3 separate regions of the Mus musculus genome follow, and all the other regions are linked to region 3. A link is a loop called in an ENCODE intact Hi-C map of the cell type or tissue named here. Cell type or tissue: heart. All regions are shown on one strand.

The links. Peaks named below come from ENCODE experiments on the same cell type or tissue, not always from the same donor. Only the 100,000 strongest peaks of a DNase experiment are listed, where the experiment ranks them.
Region 1: a loop joins it to region 3, with 2.7 times the contacts of the local background. A loop is called at or near these places in 2 of 42 quality-filtered maps.
Region 2: a loop joins it to region 3, with 1.9 times the contacts of the local background. A loop is called at or near these places in 2 of 42 quality-filtered maps.

The regions. Positions count from the first base shown.
Region 1 is chrX:57,231,456-57,239,455 of GRCm38, reverse strand. It overlaps Arhgef6 (Rac/Cdc42 guanine nucleotide exchange factor (GEF) 6), which reads left to right. Exons shown (of 22, transcript NM_152801.2): 19 at 213-290; 20 at 2,371-2,470; 21 at 4,545-4,599; 22 at 5,805-7,971. The coding sequence ends at 5,945. Among named protein-coding and RNA genes, the nearest start is that of Cd40lg, 23 kb to the right of the region's middle. In heart, a CTCF peak has its summit at 3,293 (motif pointing left); no DNase peak of the experiment used is centred here.
Region 2 is chrX:57,221,540-57,229,539 of GRCm38, reverse strand. Cd40lg (CD40 ligand) reads right to left here. Exons shown (of 5, transcript NM_011616.2): 5 at 5,498-6,329. The coding sequence ends at 5,953. Among named protein-coding and RNA genes, the nearest start is that of Cd40lg, 13 kb to the right of the region's middle. In heart, a CTCF peak has its summit at 3,226 (motif pointing right); no DNase peak of the experiment used is centred here.
Region 3 is chrX:57,050,073-57,058,072 of GRCm38, reverse strand. It overlaps Htatsf1 (HIV TAT specific factor 1), which reads right to left and starts at 4,503. Exons shown (of 10, transcript NM_028242.2): 1 at 4,308-4,503; 2 at 3,875-4,119; 3 at 2,395-2,575; 4 at 1,981-2,028; 5 at 1,419-1,573. The coding sequence starts at 4,063. In heart, no CTCF peak of the experiment used is centred here; DNase peaks (open chromatin) are centred at 4,372 and 4,712; H3K4me3 peaks cover 2,329 bases; H3K27ac peaks cover 1,659 bases.

The DNA.
Region 1 (8,000 bases), 180 kb before region 3:
GAACTTCAAAGCAACATTCCTTCCCCTGGGTAATGACCCCAGAACTCTTGGGGTTATTCTTGATAGCATTCTTTTGCCTCGTGGGGCTTGAACAAATTTCTACCTGCCTTTCAGAAACACTGCGAACCCTTGGCAGTGATGGGCACAACACATCATTTTGAGTGTTTGGGGTCATATATGTAGCAAAAGTTATTACTGATTAAATTTGACAGGTACTGCTGCCCTGGAAGAGGATGCTCAGATTCTTAAGGTGATCGAAGCTTATTGCACCAGCGCCAGTTTTCAACAAGGTAATGGCTCAATTAGAATTCGCCACACTGCTTTTGCTAATGAATGGGGTTTTATTGTTTAGTGCTCACTGTCTCTTAGAAGGAAAAAAAAACCTTCAATAAGATGGGGTTTGGGTTTGCAGGGTATGAAAAGCATGTGACTCAATGCAGAGCAGAAGTGCAGGACTGAATCTTTCAGATAAGGTGCTTTAGTTACTGGGTGGTTTGCTTATGAACTGTTGCTTTTCACCCAGAGAGAAAGAGATGCAAGAGGGAAAATGTTAGAGGTGATAGAAATGAGAAAAAAAATTTTTTTAAAGTCACTCTCTTTTGATCTACACAGATACCTCCACCAGCACTAGTTAGGAATTAAAGAGCCCAGAGAGTTCCTGTGTCTGCAAACTGATGCTAATCTCGTCTTATAGGCAGAATAGGAAAGGAAGTCAGAATACTATCTCTCATCAGCTATGTATTGAAGTGAGCGATGCTTCATCAGACTTGGGTTTCAAAGTTGCTCTGAAAATCCGAAAAATGTAGCTACACAGCTGAGACTTCACAATGTATAAAATGTCTCAAGGAGCTGTGAGATTTGGGCATTTGCCTAAACAGCTTTTAGGTTATACCCTTGAAAGCTGGGTGATGCCTTTTGACAAACCCTTGTGCTCTTCGCACTCTAGGTCACATAGATTATATATTTCGTTTTCTCTCATCTCAGACTTTACGCCATTACTGAACTGGCCCCTTTAGAGAGTTTTTCTCATCTGCATAGGGAATGAACATCCCCTGGTGCTGTAGTATTCACAGCTGCTGACCAGCTGCTTACTCGGAATGAGAGGGATTTCATAAGAGACTGCCTTAACACAAAGTAACACATCTCACAGGCTGTCACAAAAGGAAAGCATTTGATGTGGAAATCAATACATTTCACTGTGAACAGGGACAGTGTACCACAGATGCAACCTGGCTGCACTTCTGGCATGCTCGGTTCTAATAAGTTTTGATGAGCTGGGGGAGGAGAGTGAGAGAAGTTTTTATTGTGAAAGGTAGGGTGGAAATGGGGACGAGGAGACACCAGAGCATCCCTCATACAAAATCTGACCTTACCTCACCTCTGAGCCACTTGTTTTTCTACTTTGGTGTCTAGCCCTGTACTCAGAGGTAAAAGCTCAGGCATGTGATCTGCCCTAAGAAAAAGAGCAGTTTTGTTCCTCCTTCTTACATTCCCTTGGACATGTAGGAAGTATCCCGCTTGACACTCAGATGTGGCCAACATTTCAGCAGCATCATGGGCCAGTCTAATGTCCTGTTTCCCTAGAAATGACTGCTCTTGGCTTTCTTTTATCCATCCATTTATCTTCTGCATACTGATGAAGGGCCATTCTCCGAACACAGAAAGGGAAACACATCTTCCCTCTGGGGAAATGGAAGTGGTCAAGGAAAGCAGTGAATGTATACCTCTGTGCAGGATACTCTTCCAAAACAGTGACCTAGACAGTGGCTTAGACAGACCAAAGATTATGTCTCTGAACCCAGAGAGGAAGGATCTAGATTGCCAGGCTGGAGAGGCAGTGTGGGCAGAGAGAAGTGAAGAAACCTGAGTTTTGTTGCTGAGATAATCTCCCATCTCCACTGTACCCACCACCAAAATAGCTTTAGGCTGCTCTGCATTTCCTAGAGGACCATGGAAGGAACGAGTGCTGCTTCTGCAGCCCGTTTTGCCGTGTTGTACCCCAGAGCAGTGCTGCCTCTCAGCCCGATCTTCACTGAAATTAAAGAATTCCCAGTGATCATGGGATGTGCTGTGTGACTCTTGGAGGCATGCAGAGACTGGGTGATCAGTGATGAGCTCTTTGCTCTGGGAAAGGGAAAACAGAAAAGTCTGGGACTCCTACCACATCAGTTCCCCTTCTTGAAGACAAAATAAGGTCATTTGGTCATTTAGAGTCCCCTATCGGGAAGTGTAAAAGTGGCATGCTTGCCCTTTGAGTACAAGGGCATGAAGAATGTCTCTGCTGTAACTACAATAGAAAGGAACAAATACCTAGGTCTGCCTCTGATAACTCCCTACCCCATCTTACATGATCGTGATCATCACTTACAGGTACTCGTAAAGATTCTGTTCCACAAGTTCTACTCCCCGAGGAAGAGAAACTCATTATTGAAGAAACCAGAAGTAATGGGCAGACCATCATTGAAGAGAAGTGAGTAGAGAATGTTGCTTTCTTGACATGTCTGGGGCCTAAAGTAGGCATGACATCCTGTCTTAGGGCTTCTGTTGCTATAATAAAACACTATAACCATGAACAAGTTGGAGGAAGAAACTGTTTATCTCAGCTTACAACTCTCAGGTCACTCTCCAACGTCTAGGGAAGCCAGGGCAGGAACTCAAACAAGGGTGGAACTTGGAGGTAGGAGCTGATGCAAAGGCCGTGGAGGGATGCTGCACATACATAGTCCTGCTCAAGAGAACAGGCTAGAGTCCAAGTTCTTCTCTCAATTTGCTGTGTATTGTCAGGGTTATTGCCTGGGCTATTGTTAGTGTCACCCTGGGCTAGCTCTTCCACCTCTCTGAATTTGTTTTCCTCATCTGTAAAATGTGAGTGATGGAGATACTTTCTGTGTTATTTTTTGATCACAAAATGTTTTATAACCTTTATAAAGGTTAGCACTCAAAAATGTATGCCCATCTATAGTAATTATTGTTATTAAGAACATTATTATTGATATAGTAGTCATCATTAGCCTTGTGAAGGCTGCAAGGGATGTAGTATTATCCTTATTTCATATATAAAGTAAGTAGTAGCCATGACAAGACAAAAAGAAAACTGGTTACACATGTTCAAAATGACAGTAAGTGACAGAATAAAAACGAAAACCTAGGGCCTAGAGAGATGATTCAGTAGTTAAGAGCACCAGCTGATCTTTCAGAGGACCCTGGTTAAATTCACAAGACACAGGTAGGGCACCTAGCTCACACTGCTTGAAATTCCAGTTCTAGGTGATCTGGCGCCCTCTTCTGGCCTCCTTGAGTACCTGCATTCACATGCACATAAACGCACACATCAAACATAAAAATTAATCTTAAAAAAAAATCCCCAACTAAAATCTGATCTGAAAGTTCCTTGATTTGGAAGAAATCGAGAAACAAGGAATGCCACCACTAACCAGGGAACTTCATCATCATTTTTTAAAAATTATTATTTTTTTAATGTCCTAATTCTCTGTTATGAAAGGTTAGCTAAATAAAGAGTAATACCATAGCATGGCTATTGTAGCATATATAGGGTCTTGTGATAGCATAGCTTTAATTATATTGTAAGTAATATTTACCCCTACTCTAAAGCTGCAGCAATAAAACCAAAGGATGAGACTCTTTTAAAAATTGAACTCATAGGAGCAGAATAGACCAGAAGCTTGGAGGGGGTAGAAGAAATAGGTGATGGTGATAAAAAAAAAGTTTAATGTTCATTTGTATAGGGTGATAGGTAAGTTTTAGTCTATCTAACAGTGACTATAATTAATAGCAATATATATTGGTTTTTCAAGACAGGGTTTCTCTGTATCGCCCTACTGTCCTGGATCTCACTCTCTAGACCAGGCTGGCCTTGAACTCAGAAATCCATCTGCCTCTGCCTCCCAAGTGCTGAGATTAAAGGCGTGCGCCACTATGCCCGGCTTTTTTTTTTATAGCAATATTTTTTTAAACTTGAAATTTACTAAGAGCATTGACCTCCTGTGTTCCCAATACTCTCTCTCTCTCTCTCTCTCTCTCTCTCTCTCTCTCTCTCTCTCTCACACACACACACACACACACACACACACACACACACACACAAATTGTAGCTATAAATACATGTGGTGATGGTTGTGATAATAATTTCATTTATGACATAATTTCATAAGACAAACACACCAAAGCTGTATACTTTAAATATTATACTTTAAATATATCATTTCAAATTTGTCTACCATGTCCTCAAATTGAAAAAGAAAACACATTTCATTGTTGCAATCTGTTATGTTCTGGTCACATGAGCTGGGACTGAGAAGTGAACTGTGCAGTATAGAAATGATGCTGTAACATGGTGTTGAAATGAGCATATGTGATGAGAGGTTTCCTCCTATGAAGAGAAAGGATGTGGGTCATTCTTTCTCCCCATCAAGTAGAAACCCACTGATATTTCCATCTCTGTATTTATATAGAATGGTAGGCTCCTTATTTATCAGCACTTCAGTACCAACCATTCATTTATAAATTTGCTCTGTATATTTTAGGAGCCTTGTTGATACTGTCTATGCCTTGAAGGATGAGGTCAAGGAACTGAAGCAGGTAATGCATTACCAAAGCTATCTTCTCAGATAAAAATAGAATTGCTCTGTCTTCTTTGCCACTGGGAGAGGGATTCAGGAAGAGCCCAGGAGCAGATACTAAGGGAGGGTTGCTATTTTCTTTGTGGTATCAGGTGGGTTTTATTTATTTTACCATATGGCCTTGAATTTCTGAGCCTTTCTATTTAGATATATACAGCAGAGTCCCAAACTTAGATACAGCTTTCTTGTTCCCACACATCTTTTAATAAATGTAAGCAAGCTCAGGTATGGTGGTACCTGTCTGCAATCCTAGCCATTAGGAAGGTTGAGGTAAGGACATCATGGATTCGCTAGTCTGGTATAGCAAGACCTTGTCATGAAAACAAATAAAGGGAATAATGAAGGAGATATAAAAGAGGAAAGAAGTTAGTAAGGAAAGATGGAAGAGAGAGTTGTCTGTGGTGGTTTGTGAATTTATGGGCAGTGTGGTCCTATGTTCCATATGTGATAAGACTGATTGTACCTGTGAGAAGGGGATGCATAGGGAAGAGGGGAGTCGAGAGCCTGCAGGAGCACTTGTGGAATGCTTAGCATATCCTGGATGAGGCATGGTGAAGTCGAGAGCTGAGGCCGGCCAGTGAGGCCATGAGGAATAGAGCAAATATAAAGAGACATTGCAGAGTCGAGGCTTATGGCACATTATGGCACAGGGCAAGGATCAGGAGAGAACAGACATTAGAGAAGCGTCTTCCCTGGTTGTCTAATTTGCTATGGTGGGCAACCTCTCAAGGATCCAGAAGCACTGGAAGAGGTTTCGGGTAGTGGGAGAAGTGATACTAAGTTCCCTTTAGAACATAATAAGTTTAAGGTATTTGACCTGCCCCATTGATATGGCCCTATGGGTCTGGCACTCAGAAGATGAAGTTGGCACCAGAGATATTTGGGGAGCCTCTTAGCACATGCTTGCATTGAAAGAAAAGTAATCCTGAATGAAAAAGCATGGAGCAAGTTGTCTGTGCAGCAGGTTCCATCTGCAAGGACATTTGGAGAAAAGTGAAGAGTGTAGGAGGCTGCTTACACACAGGCAGAGAACCAAGAGACAGCCTGCTCTCAGAATATGTAGTCAGTGTGAAGGATGCTATGATGAGGAGGGGAAGTAGGAGGGGGAGGAACCCCGAGAAGGGCTGCCTTAGCTCAGTGATTAATAACTCTTTTCCCTTCAAGGAGAATAAAAAAATGAAGCAATGTCTGGAAGAAGAATTGAAGTCGAGGAAGGACCTAGAGAAGCTGGTCCGGAAGCTGTTGAAACAAACAGATGAATGCATTCGATCTGAATCCAGCAGCAAGACCTCGATTCTCCAGTAACCATCACTGTGCAGCTGAGCACAGTGCCTTCAGCACTCCTTAAAGTGGCCAGCTGAATGGTTTCACTGTGCATTTGAGCTTTGTGCTTTGTGGTGTTGGGATGCTCTCTCTTTCTTCCTCTCTCCCTTCCCCTCCCCCTTCCCCCTCCACTGTTTGATTCAGAGTTTATTGCTTGGTTATCAGTTGATTGACACTTGTTTTAACAGGGGGAAATAGCCTGACGTGGTGGCCAAAATGGCCCCAATACTTTGCTATGCCCAACAGCCCTTTACTACCTAATTCGCTGGAGGCTAAGCTTCTCAGGCTATGTATAGAGTAGGTGAAAATGAACACCTTTGCCCAGTGACCCAGTTGCACTTCCCTTTACTATCATATGGCCCCCTTCAGTACTTTAAGAACTTATTGCCCATGTTGTCTGTTGAGATCAAGAACAGTGTAGTGCCCTTATGCCCTCTGCCCTCTGTGCTGTTGTCCATTTAAAGTCAGTGTGGTAGGAACTCCAACCATCCACACCAGCACCAAGTCTCTCAGCAAATTGCTTCAGGCAGTCCTCCGTCAGCAGCAGGGCAAAGCAGCTTGATGGAGTACTTATCCCTAGTATAGCGTAGCTTTACAGCCCAGCCCTCTGCCTCTATGTAAGTTTTCTACCTCCCCTCAACCCCATGCTTTTAGCCAGCCATACAAAGTGGGGTGTCAATGATCATGGATTTGCTTTGCTTATCTTGTCAGTTACTGTGAGCAATGACTTTACTTTGAATATTCCCATGACAACCTTTTCACCTTTCTAAACAACTTGGGTGAGAAAATATTGTGCCCTCGTACACCTTCCATCCCATCTCACCAAGCTCTGGTTTCTGCAATGAGAAGTTGGACTCATCAGTGGCCTCTAGGATGATGATCCAGATTATAGACCCTGAGTTAAAGGGCCCCTCCTAGCTGGAGCAGGCTGTCAGTGAAGCTGACTATTTGAAACTAGTTTGTTCAAGTTGTTTATAATGTCAAACCATTGACTTTGTATGTGGTCCAGAAAAGTGACCCGTGAGAAAGCAGATTTCACAGAGAGCCCCAGAAGAACACTGTATACCTAAATTCAACACAAGTCAAAATGGGCTGAGGATGGAGGAACACAGCTCTCACCTACCTCCTCAGATGACAGCACAACTTGGCCAGATGGCAAAGTCACTGGAAAAAGATGCAGAAAGCCAACCAAAGGCTTACGTGTATATTATTTGATTGGGCCCTGTAAGGGTTGTTTCAAAACCAACCTTGAGGCCTAAAAGCTTGTTGAGGAGCCCTTTTCCTTTGTGATATGGAGGCTCTCACAGTTTCCATAACTTTATGGTACAGTGCTATTATCTCATGTTACATGGCCAACATTATAGCACCCACAGGATGTGGAGTATTCCTAAAGGCCAACCTCAGACAATCGCATAGAGCTATCTTTGTCAGCTTAGAGAGTAAAGGTTGCTAAGAACAGCTGTCCTGTTTCTAAGCCCAGAGATTTCTATGAGACATCTTTCATGTAAAACATTTTTACAAAAGGAATAACAGTAGCAACCCACATGTTCCCATTTGTCCTGTCTGTGCTTGGTCAATAGTTGGCAATCAATGTGCAAAATTTGTCCATAGGAAAAACCACTTTTGTGGTCGCCAAATAATTTAGTTCATTGCTTAAGACATTGAAAGGTCTCATAAAGGATGTGTACATATGCATGTTTGGGGACTTTGCCCTTATGAGGAGAGGCCCTTGGTACTCTGGATAAGGAAACTTGTGCAGTGGGCTGCCCATGCTTACACACTAAATAATATAAAGGAAATGAAGCCATGTTAACTCCACAGTCATGTCTCCATAGTTGTGTTGTTTACAATACTCTGGAAGTAAACTGCTGCCCTTAGGGGCCTTTCAGTTTCCCCTCTGTTATGTCCCTTCTTATAGGAGCTCAGATTTTCTAAACTTGTTTTTATTTTAAAGACTTTTAAAATGGACATTTTCAATAAACAAGAATAAACAGTGCTTTATAAATAAGGTCCTGTGTTTTATTTTTTTCTTACTGA
Region 2 (8,000 bases), 170 kb before region 3:
CAGTTTGTTAAGTTGCAACAAGGGTTCTGGATTCAAAGAGGGTTCGCATATACTTCATTTATGCCAATATTTGGGGTGGAGTGGAGAGTATTAATTTAGACAGCCTTCCGGTGGCCTGTAGGACATTTCCAACATATTCTGGTCTCTGTAGTCCACATTGTTATGTCTCTGCTCAAGTTTTGTGGGTGACACTACAGCAGTAGCAGTGACAGGCAGTAGTCATAGTAGTATTTGGGTCACAACTTCCGTGGAATGATTGTGAAGCCATTAATTCACCAGAATACCACTGCCTTTCACTTCCTTGTCCCCACATTTTTGGAGAGACTAAATTAACTGTCTGCCTGAGCTGCCTTACTGGTTCTTCCTTGCTTTGAATAGTTAAATTTAAGTCCCACATACTAGCACTTGGTTAAATAGTTCACATATTTAGGCTCATCAAACCTTGAACAACACTGTCAGGTCTTTCTTGCTGTTATTCTCCATCTAACAGGTGAATAAAAGTACCCAGATATTGAATTATATAGTACTTCATGGTAGGGGTGTGATTTGAGCCTATATTCTGGTCTATCTCTTGGAACTGAGCTTTCTATACCACATTTCTTCTGCCTTTTGTGCCCATTAAACAACCCTTGTGAAATCCGCAGAAAGCTCCATTTTGTGTTTATTTTTGAGTTTGTTTGTTTGTTTGAGACAGAATCTTGTGTACTCCAGGGTGACCTCAGATATACCATGTAGCCCAGGATGACCTTAAACTTCCAATTCTGCTTCCACTGCCTCTGAACTCTTGGATTACACATGTGCATTACTAAGCCAGGTACTATGACGTACTGGGTATTAAACCCAGGGCCTCATGCATGATATGCATGCACTATGAATTGAGCTACATCTCTAGTCTACCAGTGAACACTTGTCAAATCTAGGGAATTGCTTTTCAATACCTCAAAGTGGCTTCTCTGTTGTATTCAAACTCTATTCTTTGCAACTGAAGTGGTCTTTTGTTTGTTCATTTTTGAATGAATCTCACAATGTAGCTCAAACATGGCTGAGTAAACTCAAGTGTATCTTAAGCTAGTCTTGAACTTGTTAGTTTTCTGCCTCCCTAGTGCTAGAGTTACAGATTTGCAGGTGTGCACGGTTGCACATGGCCCTTTGTGCTCTCTCTCTGTCTTCCCCTTTCTCTCCCCTCCCCCTCCATTTCCTCTCCCTCCCTCACAGAAGTCTGTCTCTCTCCTGCTAGCTTCTTTCCTCTGTATTTTTGCTTTCACTTCACTCCACACTTGGTGCTTTCTTCCTTCCACTTCACAGGTAAGGGCTATCAGATGTCGGAGCCACCAAGTGGGATCTACCTTAGGATGCCCCCTTCCCTCACCCAATTGCAGTGCGGAATGCAGACCACTGCTCTGGGTTCCACAGTGTGCTTCGTTTGGTGATGAGCCTGAGAGAGCAGTCTACTGGGGTTTTCTGCTGACCTCATCAACCCTATCAACTGTACAAAAAATAATATCCTCACTAGGAGAATTGGAGACAGGAAGATCATCATGGATTCGAGCCCTGCAAGGAACACATAGGTCTAGGGCAACCTGGGCCCTGTGTCAAAAACAAAAGCCAACTTTTCAGATGTGGACAGTTACTGACAGGTTGAACGATTTGTCCATGGTTATAAAACTGACAAATTGTGAAGCCTGGACTACAACTCTATCTGGCTAGCTCCAGAGCTAACCACAATCTTACAAGACTAGCAGAACAGCAATCACACTCAGCTCTAAGTTTCTTCTTCAAAGAGAAAGCAACTCTCCATATAGAGAATCTGCTCCAATGGCAATGATTGAATACACCACAAAATACATTCCCACTGGAAGCCCAGGAGGGCACTGCTACTTCTGTTTAAGTGGGGTACTCCTGATCTGAAAGCATGTTACAGCAGACATTTGCATCTTGTGGTTCCTTGCTTCCTTCCAAACAGCAAAGACTGCAATATTTTGTACCTTGTTCATTTTCTCTTTGTTTGGAAACAAAACAAAAATGAGAGTGTATTTCAATTCTTTCCCTTAGCTTTCCATGGTTATCAAGACAGCACTATGGGCTAGGGGTTGGGGCTCAGCTGGCACACTGCTTTCCCAGCATGTACAAAGCCTAGGGTTTAATCCCCTAGTACTGAACAAAGCAGGCATGGTGGCTGTCTTAGTCAGGGTTTCTATTCCTACACAAACATCATGACCAAGAAGCAAGTTGGGGAGGAAAGGGTTTATTCGGCTTACACTTCCATGCTGCTGTTCATCACCAAAGGAAGTCAGGACTGGAACTCAAGCAGGTCAGGGAGCAGGAGCTGATGCAGAGGTCATGGAGGGATGTTCTTTACTGGCTTGCCTCACCTGGCTTGCTCAGCCTGCTCTCTTATAGAACCCAAGACAGCCAGCCCAGAGATGGTCCCACCCACAAGGGGCCTTTCCCCCTTGATCACTAATTGAGAAAATGCCTTACAGTTGGATCTCATGGAGGCATTTCCTCAACTGAAGCTCCTTTCTCTGTGATAACTCCAGCTGTGTCAAGTTGACACAAAACTAGCCAGTACAGTGGCATAGGCTTCTAATTCCAGCATGTGGGAGCGGGAAGCAAGAGGATCCTTGCTCAAGGCAGGTTTCTGCTTTGGTAAGTGGGGTAGAGGAAGATGGCAATTGGTGGAATAAGCAACACTGACAGAAGATGTTGTCCCGTAGGTAGCAAGATCCAAAGTTCCATCTGCATGCATTGGATCTGAGAGCCTGAGCCCACTGATGAGGGGTAGAGGACTTCTAGGGGATATAAAAACCCAAACTATTACTCAGGTGACTCACTCCTGTCATCCCAGGAGGATGAGAATTGGAAGCAGGAAGATCACCATGGATTCAAGTCCTGCAAAAACACATAGGTCTAGGCCAGCCTGGGCCCTGTCCCCCACCCCCCCAAATGCTAAAATAAACAAATCAAACTCCAAACTCTCCCTACCTCAAAAGTATTTCATTAGTAACTTGAAAGTGTTTATTAAAGCCGTGCCTATTGCGAGCAGAGAGACCCTCGGGAATGTAGGGCAGAAGGAGACGGTGAATTGTTGGAGTTAGAGGCTTTTGAACTAGCGAGGAGACCTTGTGAGGAAACAAGGTGAGAGGCTTGGGGGCTTGGTTGTTTGGAGTGCAAGGTCAAAAAAAAAATCTGGGATGGAGCTGTGGGAAGCAGCTCTAGAGGGCAGTAGAGATTCTAGGAGAGGAGAAGGTGGCCTCGAAAATGCAGCATTTTATATCAACGCTATTACTTCTGTTTACAATCATTTAACTAATTAATTAATGTAAAGAATCTCAATATCCTGGCTAGCCTGGATTTCACTAGGTAAAACAGGCTGGTCTTGAATTTGCTGCAACTCTGTTTCATCTCTCCAAAGCTATGTTGGTATCTCCGGTGCACACCACCATACCCAGCTGGATATAGCTGTTCTGAACAAATTCCTTACTAGAAGTAGAACTAGCTTGGAAGATAACGGTTCCCAAGGAACAAGAATGTAGGCTGAAACACTGGAGCAATGTTCTAAACAAGAAAACATGACTATACAAAGAGTTTTAAAAAATATGCCTGGGGTGTTATGTTCTTGTTTGTACAGCTATTTTAGGAAATACTGTTTACAAAGTGGTCAGCTCTGAAACTACACACATGTAAACAACAAAAATTGAGTCAGTGGATTATATTTATATATTTATGCATATATATAGTAATACTAATAATCAAAAATATATGTATGTAATACTAATAATCAAAGAAAAAGAGACTACTATTAATTTGAGAGTGGAGAGACATGGAAGGGGAGGGAGGGACTTTGGGCATCTGTCTGTAGGTAGGAAAGGGAAGGGGGAAGGAATAGTATTATATCTTAAAGTGTATAAAAAGTAAAATAAAATCTATCTCTCCAGGTGACACACTACTAAACTAGTGATGTCGCACGCCCATCCTATTCTCACTAACTCAAACAAACTGCATAAAAAAAGATTATGCCACAATATGGACATCAGTTGTAAGGAAGAAAGAATTATGATACATATGTTGTTACCCTCCCTTTTGACTGAGCTAATGCCTTCTTTCAAGAAGACGTAGGATTCTGGCCTTCCTAAGGAAGGCCCACACTGTAAGAGCATCATGGCCACAATCTACTAGGCCGCCATGGCTGCTGCATCATGTCCTTTAAGCAGCTTACGCAGAGTTTGATCAGTTGATGCTTTTTTCTCCTTTGCAGTTCTGGGCACAAAGGCACAGCGCACATATTTCTACTGAGTTACTAAATCCACAAGCATCATTCTTGCTCATACCTAAAGTCTCTTGTTGGGGAATGTGTATAGACACACAGGCTTGTCGAGCACAATTTCAGCTTTTCAGTGAGTCTTCACATTACAAGAGCTCTCGTCAAGATACAGCTGTGTCATCCATACGACTGAAGAGCAAGGACAAGAGGAAAGACACTTTCGCCTTTTTATTCCTACATTAGTAATTTTTTTAGATGGATGTGCTTCTTTTAATCAAAACATTCTACCGGTTAAACTCTTGAGTTTCTTACATTATCATTTCTTACATCACAGTTGAAGGTAGCAAGAAATATTCCCCCTGGCTTCAGTGGAAGGCTCAGAGCCAAAAATCACCCTCAGGTTGTTCCAGCTCTGTTTTCTTCTTGCTTAGAGCACAGCTATTAGAAAGATTGATTCCTGCTTCTCATTTACGGCTCTCTCTCCAGTCCCCTTCTACCATTCCAGAGCAAGGTGGGAACAGAGAACGAGTGCTTTTCACTGACCAGACTTCCGTCTCATCTATCAAAGGCCATAGCAGACTTGCAGAGAGAATGTTGTTACGGTATAAATTGTTGTATGCTCAGCTTGAGAACTAAGCTTATGGTAACAGCCTCCCACCAAAGAGAGTTGGCAAAATTCCTTCCAAATACTTCTTCCTCCCCACAAATTGGATGAGAGCTATACAACAACAATAATGTTAGAGGGTCTTTATTAATCAAAAAATAAATAATAACATAATCATTAAGTTCACTATGGAAACAATGGAGATTTCAGGGAGCTACAACAGATTTCTTTAAATATAGTCATTCCATCAGGAGGAATGGGAAGGCCAAGAGCTCCTGTCTACAGACCCGACAGTGCTGTAGACAGATACAGGGTAGATAATAAGAGAACCAGCCAACAATAGCCTGACTCCGTGTGTGTGTGTGTGTGTGTGTGTGTGTGTGTGTCTGTGTGTGTGTGTGTGTGTGTGTGTATGTCTGTGTGTGTGTGTGTGTGTGTGAGAGAGAGAGAGAGAGAGAGAGAGAGAGAGAGAGAGAGAGAGAGAGAGAGATGGGAGAGAGGGAGGGAGCGAAAGGGAGGGGAGAGAGGGAAAGAGAGAGTAGAGACATTGAAATACTGAGTGTTGGGGTATGGGGGGGGGAGGTGGAGGCAGAGTTTCTCAATTCTCCGTGGGAGACTTTAGAACTTGGCCTACTAGGGCCGCAGGGAGCCCAGGTCAACCATAACAGATTGTGAGCTGAGGCTCACAGTTGCCCTTCTGCATCTTCCCTGGTAAGTCAAGTACACTGTCCATTGAACGACACACCCATAAAACAACAAAACTGTGCTCATTAGTTATCTGTTGTTTCATCAGAGCTCTGTCATCTGTGTATTATGGCTTTGTCTTTTCTGGTTGTCTGAATCAGTGGGGTTGCTGTTTCAGATTGTAAGTTCTTAGGGAGCAGGGTCCCTTGGGATTTTTGCCTGCCCTGTAATTCTCTTATTCCAGCTCTATGTGCCTTGGGGGTACATAATAAATAGTTCTCCATGAGGAGGATCCTAGGGTTATAAATAGGCAGTTCAACACAGGGCAGGTCCTAACTGACTTGCTGTATAGGGAAGACTGCCAGCATCAGCCCTGCTGCAGCCTAGGACAGCGCACTGTTCAGAGTTTGAGTAAGCCAAAAGATGAGAAGCCAACTCTGTGGATCACTTGGCTTGCTTCAGTCACGTTGACAAACACAGAAGCACCAGCTTGTAATTCAAACACTCCGCCCAAGTGAACAGACTGCTGCTCGCAAAGCTGGGAGGAACTGTGGGTATTTGCCGCCTTGAGTAAGATTCTCTCAGATCCACTGCTGGGCTTCAGCCAGAGGCCGACGATGAATGGGCGTTGACTCGAAGGCTCCCGATTAGAGCAGAAGGTGACTTGAGTGTAGACATAATAGAGTCCTTCTCTTTTAACCGTCAGCTGTTTCCCATTTTCAAGCATTACCAAGTTGCTTTTCATGGTATAATATCCTTTCTTGGCCCACTGTAGAACTGTAAGAAAGAGAGGGAATCGCTGGTCAGTTTAAGCACAGCACGGCATATATTCTAACAGGAAATAAGGTTTAAGGTCAGATGCCGACTTCATGTGAGAATGAATTCTCAACGCACTTTATGGCCCTCAGAGGCACAAGGGATTACAGAGACCAAGTTTATATGGGCTTCAGAGGTTTGTTTTTTTTTTTCCCCCTTGGTTTTCTTCAAACTTGGGCACATCACGTGATCTCCCCAGATTGGAACCTGACACTAACTCTGAATCAACAGAACAGGGACAGTATTACAGCATGTTTCAGAGATCTGAAAAGGTTAAATAAAATGGCATGTAACAGCAAAATTTCTCCTCCCTTTCGAGTTCTCCAAACCAATTTACCATTGAATTTAAGAAAGTGCAAATGATTAGCCAGGCTTGGTGATATGCACCTAAAATTCCCAGACAACATTGAAGCAGGAGAATCATGAAGGCAAGGTCAACGTCATCCTTGGCCACATACTGACTTTGAGACCTATCAGGGCTAAGCAAGACCCTGTTTCAAAACAACAACAACACAAAAGGGACTGGGGTGGTCAGGCATAGAGGAGATCACTGAGACACGCTGGTACCCAACCTACATGAGAAGACTTGAGTCCCAGGTTCAAGGAAAGCTCCTAGTCCAGGAGACTAGGTGGAGAGTGCTAAGACAAGGACACCGTCATCTGATCTTTGTGTACCTCCACTACCCTTCTTATATGTGTACATACATTCACACAGACAGGCATACTCAAACATAAATAAATACATGGTTTTAAAATGAAGCATAAATGACTTGAGATTTATGAATGTTATAAAATTCTTGCTAAACAGGAGTGCAAACATTTAACTTATCATGAATGTTACATAGCTAGAGTTGTCAGTTTACCTAGATTAGCGTCAGCTCAGAGTCAAGACCCCACTTCTTCCTTCTACCTCATGCTGTTGCAAACCTGACCTGCCTCCCACGACCAAGCCTAAAATAGGCAGGGAAGTATGAAAATAAACCATGTGTTCATTTAACTGTGTTTTGATCTCCCATTGTAGTGGGTGCCACCAACTTGAAAGTACCCATATTCTTGCGGCTAGGGCAGAGTCCCCACCAACAGTGTGCCCTTTTCTCTGCCAAGTTGTTGAGTGGGTTCAAAGTGGTGTGTGCACCCGATTTCAAATCTCAGCTTCCACAGCTAGATTTGATGGGGGTGAAAGGTGGGAGGCAGGGGGAAGTAAAAGTATTGATATATTTGCTTTCTTGAGGTATTTAATTGTTTTATTTGATGGTCTTACATGTGTTATGGCATAAGATACTACTGATTAAGGCTCCTCTTTTTGCACAGGAAGGCATTGCACCTGATACATTGCACCCCAAATTCTCTATAAAGGATGTTTGTTTTGTGATGTTTTCACTTTTGAACCATTTGAATGAGAAAAAAAGGACCAGATTCTTTTCAGTTTAATAAATACATTACCCACTTACACTTCTGCTTTCTTTTTTGAGACAGAAAAGAAAACAGAAGCTGGCCTACAACTTGTTATGCAGACTAGGCTAGCTTGGGACTCACAGAGATCTACCTGCCTCTGTCTACTGAATTTATCCCCTTTTGGGGGAAGACAAGATTTTATGGAACCCAGGTTGACCTGGAATTCACTTTGTACTT
Region 3 (8,000 bases):
GAGCCCTTGTTCAGCTCCCAGAAGCCATAATGGGTAGCTTCCGCAGAGGACCCATGTTCAGCTCCCAGCAGGCCCAGTAGCTCATAACACTCTATAACTCCAGCTCCACAGGTCCAACATCTTCTTCTGGCCTCTGTATGCAACAGCATTCATAAGCACATATATAAATGCCCCCCATGTATATACATAAATAAAAGAAAAACTTTTTTTAAGTTCCCATCAACACCCTGTTCTTTTTAAAATTCAATTCACAGATTTTTAGTCAACTTTGTGCTGGTAAAATTCTCAAATTTTACATATGAACATAGAAGATTAACATCCCAAATGATCATGGAAGGGTTCACTTACCAGATTAAAAACTGATAACCCCAAACCTTGCCATCTCAAGCCTACTTTCTTCTGATCCCACTAACTACACACCTATGATAGTTATACTACCACATTATCATTTTTTACTTGATTTGTAATTATTTTCAGGTTCTATGACAAATGCATATGTCATAATTGTGGCCATTTGTTTTGTGCCAGGTGAGATGACAAGTGCCACGAAGATGACTGACTGACTGGTGTTCCCAGAAATGATAGCTTCCTTTCACATCAATCAAGGCCTGTACAATTTGCAGTGAAAAGACTATACACAGTTCTGCCAATTTCCATTCTAATTCTCTTCCCTGGTGTTTGAAGCAGTAAGTATAATTCACCATCTCCTTTCTAGTCTAATTTGGCGTTAGAAAACACCTTTTGTCAAGAGCCAGTTAGTAAACAGTTTAGGCTTTGAGAGTCAGGGTTATCGCTACAACCACTCAATGCTTCTGATGAAACATGAAAGTAGCCAGACACAAAAACATAAGTGAGCCAGTGGGGTTGTGTTCCAACAAAACTGTATTTGCAAAAACAGACAGCAGTCACGACTTTGCTAGACTCCATTCCAGTTCACTCCAATGTGCAAATAAAATGTCAATGGCTTTTTTCTTCTCAGATTTTTACACTCTTGATTACATACACTGAGGAAGAGGTCTTTGCAGTGAAATTCTTGAAGATAAGAGAAGCCCCTCGCCGGGCGTGGTGGAACACGCCTTTAATCCCAGCACTACGGAGGCAGAGTCAGGCGGATTTCTGAGTTCGAGGCCAGCCTGGTCTACAAAGTGAGTTCCAGGACAGCCAGGGCTATACAGAGAAAACCTGTCTCGAAAAACCAAAAAAAAAGAGAAGCCCCTCAATTACCTATTTATATAGCATGCTGATCTTGTAGCAAACAGTTTCTTAAAACAAGCAAATAATCCTAGTGTCACTAAGGTGACCTATTTTCTTTGTATTTTGCTTTGGATGGTTGGTGGTTTGGGCTAGTATCTCTAATATTCGAGCCTTGCTTCCTGGGTTAAAAATGGAAGGGATGAGAGACTTGACCAAATACCAACCTTCAGATAACAACAAAGCCCATCTCCTTTAAGATTCCCTTGATCATCTTTGTACAGTTTAACTTTAAACTCTTCAGTCTGAGGATCTCTCATAATAATGCCAAATTTGGACATGAGCTGAATAAATTCATCCACTGTGATGTCTGGAGGGAGACCTGTAATTTCAGAGAACAATTTCAAAGTATTTAATGAAGGTAAAAGTTTTTAGCATTTTACCAATGAGAAACCTGAAACCTCTACGTGAATACAAAGCTGACTTGTATAAAGGAGTACAAAAACTTCCTATCTATAAATGTGAAGACTGTATTTTATACACTAAAAAATATCAGTTATGCTATGCTTACACTTCACTAAATCTGAAGGAACAAACTGCTATAAATTATCTAAGGCAGGCATAAGAACAGCATGTAACATTGCATAACTTTTCTTCATTCCATACTAAGTAAATTCCTAGCTAACAAAAGCAGGTGAACAAAACCCACCAAAACTAAAACTCACTTAGCACAAAGTCTCAACACTAAATGTTTCCAACATGAAAACGGCATTGCAACAGTATAAATACCTGACACGTATACATTTGTATTTCTGTCTTCTTCAACATGGAACCATCCTAAAAAAATCAAAGGGAAATAAATAAAACATTCGAAAGAAACAAGAATTACATTATGAAATCTTGGCAATGGCAGTTTCTTCAAAGTTTTAGAATGTTCTCTTTATTTCAGAAGACGACGACTAATTCAAATCACTACAGAGCGTGCAAAATACATAAACCTTTCGACTGTGAATGACCTTTATCGCTCTGAAAAAGAAAAAGGGCTACCTCTGTTCTTCATGACTTTACGCCTATTTGAAAGTGAAAACTCGTCACATCATCGCTCTTTCAACGCTATTATAATTCTGCAAAATGTAAAACGGATTTACAAATTTTTCCTATCTCACTTCTAAAGGCAGGTTTGGCAAGGACAGGACCACTTGCCAGATTCAGCCTTTCTCTTTTCCCCCTTCCTTTTGGAGTCAGGGGTCTCCGGGACTTCTTTTTGTGGAGGTTCTTCTACAGCCTTAGTGTTGGCGTCCTGGACGTTCGCAGTAGAGCTGGATGCACCATCACTAGAAAAGCCGTAGTTAGCCTGATACGTAGCAATGAAATCTTCGGTGATCTAAATAGAGAAGTCAAAACACATGCAGACAAGGTTAATTTACTTGTGGAAACTGTGGTATAAGGCTGTACATTCAGAAATATAACCTAAAACTTAAAACAAGTGTTTACACCACAAGCAGCTGTACTAATTCAAGTACAACCCAAGACCAGTCTCCTTATATGGACACCATGTAGTGTGATCAAAGTAGGACAAAGGTGCACAGACTGCCAAAACAACACGCATAGTTTTAAGTGATGCTATCACCCGTTCCTACATGTTTATAAATTACTACTTCTCTACAGTGTATATGACTAAAGTGGCCAATACATAAAACAAAAAAAGTATTGAATAAACGAGATGGTAAAACCCAAAGTCAACTAGTAATTTCATCACCGAATCCACTTTTGGGTACCCAGATACCAAATAATTGTTTGTCAGACTACTAAAAGCGCTCTTTAAAGAAATCACATGTACAGTCAAGTGGGCATTGCCAGTCCAGAAGTTCAATTGTAAATTTTTACAGTTTGGGATGCTTAAAATATGCACAAATAAATAGCTGAAATTTTTCAACCAACAATCAATCCCCCTGCACAATGGAAAAAGTTTTGTGTGATTGCCTCTCCGGTCGCTTGTCGCGCTGTTAGTTCCCTTTGATGCCAAAGTTCCTATGAGGCTAAGACTAACAGAGTACAGTTACCATACAGTTTACAAGACCAGGTTCAACACCACTTGTGCTATTTCCATGTTGAAATTAAACACTTAGCAATTCCCAAGTACAAATGTATAGATCTCTTTCATTCATTTCCTGTGCATTCCTAGTCATATTCCTGTGGTTATAGGGTCCGAACTCAGATGCCCTGGAACAAAATTTAATAGATAAAACAAGAATCAAGAAAAGTTTCTTCAGTAGAGGTGAATGACACCTCTTCCACCCTGTAAATCAACAAGCTGCATTCTACACAAACATGTACAGGAAGCGTAAATTAAGTTTGGCTATACAGGATAAAAGTCTTACTAATGTGATTTCCTTGGTGTTCTTCCTCTGTGCAGTAAAAATATCAAGATAAAAACGAATTGTGACCTTCACATACATACACAAATTAATAAGGCACAAAAAAATCACTTAAGGCACCACCCTAAGATTTACTTTCCTTTATACATCGGGAATGCAATAGACTGAACCAATAGACTAGCCACCAACCACCGGTTCAGAGACCTAGTACTTCAGTGGAGCAAACAGAAGAGGAATGTCCCGCAAGGGCTGCCAGTGAACCCTATGGCCCCGCTCCGCAGTGGGACTCCGATACTCTTTCTTACCTTAGGGAACCAAGCCTTCTTATCAAGGTCCCACTCGTAAGGAGTGTCATCTGGTGGTTGTCCCAAAGAATGGGCTTCTCCAGAGGGCTCATTCTGGGTGTCACCTTCCTTGGGGTCTCCTCCATACAATTCTTGCATTCGCAATTGCTCATCAAACTCATCGTTCCCGCTCAAGTTGTTGCCACTCATGGTTCTCACGTAGTCCCGGACACCGCGGTCAGAGAAGTGAAGAGGCCGAGAGGGCGCTGGACAAGAGCAGAGAAAGAGAGGTCTGCAGAGCTTGGACTGTGCACTGCAACTCCCGGGCCGCCTCCCGCAGCGCCCCAGCAGACCCTGGGAAGTCTGCGAGGCACCGCCCAGACTCCGCCCTCCCGCCCGCCCCCCTCGTGCACGCCTGCGCCAACAAATGGTCAGCGCTGTCGCTGCCACCCACCTGGCGGGCTCCGCAGGGCCTCGCCGCCGCCGCTGCTGGGGCCAGGGCGAGGCGGAAGCGCGCAGGCGCGCTGTCACCGCTGCGGCCGGTTCCGGAGGCGCCACAGCTTCCTCCCCGCCACGTCAGGCAACGAGTTGAGAGCGAAGTCCCCCTCAGGCTGATGCAGTCGCCATTGTCCGCGCGGGTGGCAACGTAGCGGGTCGCGCCGACCCGCCCACGGGACGTCAAAGGTCCGCGACGCTTGCGCGGCCAGGGGGCGGGGCCTCGGAGCCCGGCTGCCGCCGCGTGTCTGTACTTATTGGGAACTGGCCTTTAGGGACGCAGCCTGCCGAAATGCATGGCACCTCGTTAACCTCGGGCTCCTCTGCGCTCCGGACGAGTTTGGCCGAAGCGATAGCCTGAAAAAGGACTCTTCCAGTAGAGCTGGCGCGGAATGGGCTTTGCGGCAGGCGCCATCTTGGGGAGGTGGGTGGGACCGTGGGACAAGTTTCTCCCGCTTCGCGAAACCTTGGCGCCTCCTTCGCGCAAATCCCCGCCCCTGCACTGGAGCCGAGGATTGTCTTATTTTTCGAATGCTTGTCCTTAGTGTACACGCGGGTTTTGTTCATCTTAGTAACCCAAACACATAACATGCTGTTTGGAGGTCTAGTGAAGCATGAGTTAACAAGCAGTGGGCAGAAGGCCCCATCACTTCCTAATCTCACCCCCCTTTTAGGCATCTGGTACCACCCTCTGGCTGCTGTAGGTGAGAGGAGCTTTTGCCTGCAGCTTACTGCAACGTGTCCGAGGTGTTCCAGACTGGAATTTGAAGCTTGAGTGTAAACATAACCCTATGGCCTCATTTCCTTGTGTCTTAGTAAGACAGCCAACAGTCTTCCAAGAAAAGCTGAGCTTTTTCCTTAGATGTTTCATGCACCTAGAAAAGGGAAGGGGTCCATATTTTTAGGACAGACAAGTATTTACTGAACTCCTATTAAGTGCCAGGCTTTGAGGGAGATTCTGAGGCAGCAGCTAAGACATGCACAAATCAAGGGCGGTTCAGTTATAGTTGGCGAACAATATGACAGGAGCACCAGATGCGGGAGAGCAGCAATTATTTTGTTTTAAGCATTTTTTAAATATTTTTATTAGGTATTTTCCTCATTTACATTTCCAATGCTATCCCAAAAGTCCCCCATACCCCTCCCCACTCCCCTACCCACCCACTCCCACTTTTTGGCCCTGGCATTCCCCTGTACTGGGGCATATAAAGTTTGTAAGTCCAAATGGCCTCTCTTTCCAGTGATGACTGACTAGGCCATCTTTTGATACATATGCAGCTAGAGACAAGAGCTCCAGGGTACTGGTTAGTTCATATTGTTGTTCCACCTATAGGGTTGCAGATCCCTTTAGCTCCTTGGGTATTTTCTCTAGCTCCTCCATTGGGGGCCCTGTGATCCATCCAATAGCTGACTGTGAGCATCCACTTATGTGTTTGCTAGGCCCTGGCAAAGTCTCACAAGAGACAGCTATATCAGGGTCCTTTCAGCAAAATCTTGCTAGTGTATGCAATGGTGTCAGCGTTTGGAAGCTGATTATGGGATGGATCCCCGGATATGGCAGTCTCTAGATGGTCCGTCCTTTCATCACAGCTCCAAACTTTGTCTCTGTAACTCCTTCCATGGGTGTTTTGTTCCCAATTCTAAGAAGGGGCAAAGTGTCCACACTTTGGTCTTTGTTCTTCTTGAATTTCATGCGTTTAGCAAATTGTATCTTATATCTTGGGTATCCTAAGTTTCTGGGCTAATATCCACTTATCAGTGAGTACATATTGTGTGAGTTCCTTTGTGATTGGGTTACCTCACTCAGGATGATGCCCTCCAGGTCCATCCATTTGCCTAGGGATTTCATAAATTCATTCTTTTTAATAGCTGAGTAGTACTCCATTGTGTAAATGTACCACATTTTCTGTATCCATTCCTCTGTTGAGGGGCATCTGGGTTCTTTCCAGCTTCTGGCTATTATAAATAAGGCTGCTATGAACATAGTGCATCTTTTTACACTCAAAAAGTAGACAATTCTAAACAGCTTTTTTTTTGATGGATTACATTCATCAACAAGGCTCATTGCAATAATGTTAACTATTCAAGTAAAATTTTTAATCATTAAAAGTAAAAAGTGGGAGTGGGTGGGTAGGGGAGTGGGGGGGAGGGTATGGGGGACTTTTGGGATATCATTGGAAATGTAAATGAGGAAAATACCTGATAATAAAAAAGACACTAAAAAAAAAAGAAAAAAAGTAGCAATAAATACTATATGTGTAAACATCAGTACTATGACCCAGACTTGACCATAGGGAAAAGCTTGTCAGAAATTACTCCGATTCCAGTCACCTTTGTTTGTAAATACAGTGGTTCCAGGTGGGTTCTAGAATATTTTGGCTCCTCACAGACCTCTGAATCTGATTTCAACCTTAGTGATATTATTAAAGCAGTAGTTGTTTCCAAATATACTTATTTTTACGAGGTTCTTGTTTTTAGTAGAAGAATTGGAGAACTGAACTTGTATATATGCTGTGGATTTTGTTAGATGCATTTAAACACTGCTAAGTAGTTCTTGCTTTGATCTAAAAACTGTATATAGATCTTTTCACTAATTTGTTATTAGGCTTCCATTTCATTCTGGAGTATGTTTACAATAGAAGAGATAGTGCGCTGCATGATTGTTATTGCACATAGCACACACTCTTAATGTTGGAGATACCCTAACCTCCCCACCACACACACACACACAAGGAAATGGGGAAAAATATTTTTTTTTGGTTTGTTTTTTTGAGACAGGGTTTCTCTGTGTAGCCCTGGCTGTCCTGGAACTCACTCTGTAGACCAGGCTGGCCTCGAACTCAGAAATCCACCTGCCTCTGCCTCCTGAATGCTGGGATTAAAGGCGTGTGCCACCATGCCCAGCTGGGAAAAAATCTTCTGTCAAGGTTGCAAGTCACCCAGTTGCTTTTGTCCAAAAGCTTCCTGGAAGCCTATAGAGAATCTGGCTCAAGGTAGCATTGCAGTTTGCACTAGATACTTGCCTGAGCCAGTATACATTTGTTCCATAAAGTTTGAGTACAAACAGATATAGACTCGGTGTCAGAGTAGAATGAAAACGGGTGCCTATAGAAGATAAAAGGCCTGAGAAGGGCCTTCTCTGCAGAAGTTCCTCTGCCTTACTTATAAACACTTTATGGAAGGTCACACACACACACACACACACACACACACACACATCCTCATGATGTTTGGGAGTTTTCTTGTCCTTATATCTTGTAATCTATAAACCTAGTTGGGAAGGCGTTTCTTCTGACAAAAAAAAAAAAATTGATGTATCTTTAACCTAAGATAATATGAACTTCAGAAATGCTTTAAAGCAACATTTGCTTACAGAAGGTATACAATGTTAAATTGGGGACACTTTTCAGTGAGGAAGATAATACCCTCTGGACACGCTTTGGTCATATATGACTTTGTCACTGTTTTTATACCTCCTAGAGTATTGCTGTGATCCATATCCTAATTGTTAAGGAAGGAAATACCTTGATCAAAATTAGGACATGTTCACAATATGTTTTGCATGTGCCCAAATCTCTCCCTATCTAGAACCCTCAATAAAGAAATGAAATATCGTCGGGCGTGGTGGCACACGCCTTTTATCCCAGCACTT